Regions from separate parts of the Homo sapiens genome. Here region 2 is linked to region 1. The links are chromatin loops, found by intact Hi-C in ENCODE. Cell type or tissue: endothelial cell of umbilical vein. All regions are shown on one strand.

Region 1 (2,500 bases):
GAAATAATAAATGGATTTTACATTTTGTAAAAGATAATCTCTTACACTTATATCATTTGTTATACAATTTATTTGACTCTCACAATTTCTGAGTTAAGTAGGGAAGCTATTATTGTTCTCATTCCATAAATGAGAAACTATAATTGATTGATTTTTCCCAGTACAAAGTTTTATATGTTAGAAAACCAAATCAAAATCTAGACTTTTGGATGGAAAAATTGAGTGTTTCTCCATGATGAACATCTTCTTTAGGAAACTGAGGCTACATGCACACATATAACATGAGCATAAGAGTTTGCACAATGAGATTTAGTTACATTTAAATTCTTTAAAATGTTAGTATTTAATAACAGAAAGCAAGATAATATACAGGAGTTACTGTAAAACGTTTGAGGTACTTCATTCACTAAATATAAAGGCACAAAAAATATATAAGCTTAATCTTCCCAAGCTCAACTTTGGCCCATTCACTTGCCAGGAAATGAAAAAGTCTATATATAAATATGTATAAATATGAATTATAGATCTTAATAATCAATGTAAACAAAAACTTTACCTAAATACTTCTGAAAGCAGAGATTGCTGACTCTGTTAATTTAACATCAACTTTACATAAGCTCTTTGGCTAAATTTCAAATTTTAAACTCCCTACATTTAAAAAATGCCTTGTTGTGATCAATGACATCCAACTATCATGAATATGATGAAGATTCTTTGTTTCATTTTTCCTTCTAAGAATCAGGTTTTAAAAAATTTTGTGACCTTTCTATACTTTAATTTATACATATTAACAGCTTTTAAAGTCAGATTTTGTTTGTTTTATAGCCCGTAAATGGAAACACGCTTTTATTTATGCAATTTACTGTTCTTCACTTTTATTGTTGTTGCATATGTTAATATTTTGGCTTCAGAAATGAAATATCATGTAGGTAAGCAATTAACTTTCTTCTGTAATTTACCTTCAATACAGAGAATAATTGAGCAGTTTTCATTGAGTAAGGATTATAGATAAAGAGAAATGATTTTTCTTTTGGATGTGCAGAAGTTATGATGTGATTAATTGCATCATAAGCATAATGTAATTTATTCTGAAGTATTGGACAGGATATGAGCTCTTAAACGATGACCTCAGTGAACTGTATTTTAGAGGTTTATGTTGTTGTTTCTGCCTGTGGTAAAGATTCAATTGTAAGGCTCACATAGCTTACTTTATAGTCACTGCCGGTAGACAATTAAAGTAGAATCCATTTATTTTGCATGAATAATGATTTCTATCTGAGTAAATGAATGACTACATTTCTGATAGATGAATTCATGTGTTCGCTAAATAAATTCAATCTATGTGGATCAGGCAGTTAAGAAGTCTCTGTTGCATTAAAAAAATCTTTTGAGTTTGGATTTGTTTTCTGTTTTAATCTTTCAGAGGTAGAGATGAAATTGAATTTGTATTTTCTAATCTGGTCTTTATATTCCAGAGCCAAATATGAGACTATGTACTCTGGAGCTTATATGATTTTTTTTTCCTGTGCTTCTGAGCAAATAGCAAAGTACATTAAGCAATGTCATAGTCTTCTTATAACCCAACTAACAATCTAAGAGAAGGGTTGCAGATTTAGCATTCACTTTTTTTCTTTGGAGGGTAATTTCTGAATTTTAGTAATCTGGCACAGAAAAGGTTATGAAGTTATAGAATTATTTTACATTCCAGGTTAACAGTCCATTTTTATGTGGTAGAAGTATGTGCAAGGAACTATATATTGAGAACCTAAATTTGATGTATTGTTCTGGAAAGAGCAATGGAATACTAGTAGTCTGGAGACCTGAATCTAGCCTGGGCCTTCTTACGAGGGCTAGAATCTTAATTTTTAGGGTGCAAGTTCTTCATTTTAAAAGTGATAATTTTCTCTATACTGTGCAACTCAGAGAAAGGCTATGTGAATAAGATTAGCTTATAAATGTGAGTTTTCAAAAGATTTTAACATATGCTATTGATACAGGATATATGACTTTATAAATTTGGATCATTGTGAAAATAAGATGGTTTTTCTTATGCTAGTGGCTGAAATAATGATCTACCATCAACTGTTTAATAGTTATTAAGTGTCTTGTTAGGGTGATTCAAATAGCTACAAGATACAGTGGCTTCTCTCTAAAAAGTACAGTATTTTGAAGAGATTAGGCTTAAATACTTGCAAAGTTATGTAACAATACAAGACAAGATTAAGTACCAAATGAAAGAGTAAATATATTGAGTTCAGAATAGAGAGGCATCATGGGTGCTAGAGTGATCTACAGTAGATTGGGGAGAAAACTAGATTCCTGCTATGAAGAAAAGTGAAGCTAAAATGAATAAATAGATAGAGAAATGAGCATGAGAGATAAGAAAATGAAGTATAGGCAATGAAAGATCAACAAGTTTGCCTAGGTAAAACATTTTATGGATAGAAGATGAATTCATTCTTGATGGCGGGGCGGTCACTATGCACCTCCCACACTCCTT
Region 2 (2,500 bases), 240 kb after region 1:
TGGCACAAACTTAAGAAGCTTATTATGAGATTTTCCTTTTCTGTGAGTATTTTAATCATTTTGGATAAGAGTTATCCTTAAAGTTATCCTATTTGATTTTTCATCTATCAAAAGAACAAGTCACATCACTTATTCACAATAGAGATAGTAATGAAGGCTAATGTCCTAAACCCTGTAAATCTATGGGGGCATTAATGTTAGTTGAAGTAATATTGCTAGTTTTAATAAGCCGATCTCTTCCAAAAGCAAAAAAAAAAAGTCTTCCTAAAAAATGAACAATATTGTCATCACACAGCATAATGGTTAAAGTGAAATATGAACTTTAAAAATATATTACTCATACCTGCACCTCCGCCTATGCTTAGAATCTTAATTTCTGATTTTGTGTCTCCAATCCTGAAAGAAAAAAATTATGTAGTTTTAGAAAAATGTGTTAGGTGCTTTGTGAAATCTGATTATCTAGTCTAGTTGAAGAGAACAGACTAAAAATACAATGAATGAAAACTAGGCCAACATGAAATGTCCCAATTATATCAGTTATATTGCCATCTTTAGAGTATATTTCAAAATATAGGTTTTATTCATTAACAATCTTTAACTGGGAGACTTGGAAATGGCAGTATGTACATATCAGAGGTACAAAATGCCATTTGTTTGGTTATGGCTTGGAGAACAAGAACAGAAAAAGTGGAGTTTTGAGTCTAGTCATATAATAAGCCACTCATCGTAGATAAAGGAAAGGCTCAGCTGGTTCCCACTATCTATAATGTTTGCCTTCTTTCCTCCCCCTTTTTTTAACCTTCCTTTTAATGAACAAGTGTTTATTAAACATGCATTATGTGTATTCTATCCTAGGCATTAAAAAAACAGATATCACTTTGCTCTCAAAATGAAATGTGAGATAATAAAGCCCGAATTATGACTCAGGTACTAGAAATAGAGTGGAGTGGACAGATTGGGAAATAAGCCAGTAGGACTTGCTGTTAGATTGATGTGAAGAGGTCAGAAAAAAATATGAATGCACAGTGACTTCCCTGTTTCAGGCTTGGATGACTGGGCAAAGGGTGATGCCAAAAAGGAAGCTGAGAAATACAGTTTGGCAGCAAGCTTATGTTTTGTCAGGGCTTTTAAAAAAAATAAATACGAATTCAGCAGACATTTGGATTTGCAAGATTTAAGCTGGGAGGAGAGAAATCAGGGTCAATGATGTATTCTGGAGAATCATCATCATAAAGTAATGGTCAGTGCTAGAAAAGTAGATTCCATCACCCAAAGATATTGCAGAGTTATAGTAGTAGTGGATGGTGATGCAATACCAACTTCTAAAGATCACTGGATTGTGAAGAATATACAAAGAAGACAGAGAAGAAAAGAAATAAAGCACAGAGAGGTACCAGAGTAATTGGAGGCAGAGAAAGCCCGTCGTCATGGCAAAAGCAGCAGAGTGTACTACTTAAAAAAGGAAAAATCTCCATCGAATTTGGCAATACGAGTGTCTTTAGTAATGGCAGTTGTAAAAGAAGATTGAAGACTGAAGTCAGATGGCAATGGGATTAAAACTGAGCTCAAAAATGAGGAAGCAGATCTAGAGTCTGTTGAAACAGGGTGAAAGAGAGAAGGAAAAGAGATGACTGCTGTAGGAGAACCATGAAGGGAAAAGGATGGTGTTTGTTTCTTTGGACTTTGGGATGGCAAACAAAACTGTGTTTTGTCTACAGTGCAAAAAGCCTGCTCAGTCACAGGATGGGAACAAAAATTGAAGTAAGGTTCTAAAGGAATCTTGCAAAGTCTAGGGTCGAGAACACCTATAAATGATTTGCCTTCTTCAATTCTAATTATCCTCCAACTCATAATCCTGAGTCCTAACACATCCATTTCTATCTACACCTTTTGTTCATTCTTTAAAATGCTTACATCTATGACAGCATAGGGAGGCTATGAAGCAGAGCACCCAAGTTGAAATCCCAGGTTACTGTTATGTTACCTTGAGCAAGTTATTTGACATCTCTGTGAAATAAGATAATAATATCATCTCTCTTGTAGGATTATTAATAACTGTTTCTAATTCATGGAGAAGTTGTGAGGATTCAATGATTTAATTCATGCAAATCTCTTAGAAATGTATCTGCACATGACAAGCACTCCACATATATTAGCAATTATTATGATTCTAGGTACATGTAAGTGATTTATGTGAATTAACTCTTTGAATCCTTGAAATTCCTCTATGAGTTAGATACTATTATTCATCCCATTTCACATATTATAATGACATCAAATAATTATTGAAAACTTACTATTTTCTAGCCAAGGATTTAAATGTTTTATATGCAACAACAATAACCAACTTTACTATTTATAGTTATTTACTATAATTTTTCCTGCCCCCAAGCCCTGCCCCACCATCTACCCTCAAATAGGGGATTGAAGAATTCCTCTATAGGGAAACAAATCATCTCAGTGATAAAGTTAACATGATTTTATATCTGAGGATCTCCCA

Evidence for each region. Peaks named below come from ENCODE experiments on the same cell type or tissue, not always from the same donor. Only the 100,000 strongest peaks of a DNase experiment are listed, where the experiment ranks them.
Region 2: it touches region 1 in a loop (6-fold over the local background); 1 of 110 quality-filtered maps calls a loop at or near these places.

The regions. Positions count from the first base shown.
Region 1 is chr2:138,207,846-138,210,345 of GRCh38, reverse strand. No RefSeq gene overlaps it. Among named protein-coding and RNA genes, the nearest start is that of LINC01832, 110 kb to the right of the region's middle. In endothelial cell of umbilical vein, no CTCF peak of the experiment used is centred here; a DNase peak (open chromatin) is centred at 1,195; H3K27ac peaks cover 513 bases.
Region 2 is chr2:137,968,061-137,970,560 of GRCh38, reverse strand. HNMT (histamine N-methyltransferase) reads right to left here. Exons shown (of 6, transcript NM_006895.3): 2 at 344-396. Among named protein-coding and RNA genes, the nearest start is that of HNMT, 4.8 kb to the right of the region's middle. In endothelial cell of umbilical vein, no CTCF peak of the experiment used is centred here; a DNase peak (open chromatin) is centred at 1,030; H3K27ac peaks cover 1,203 bases.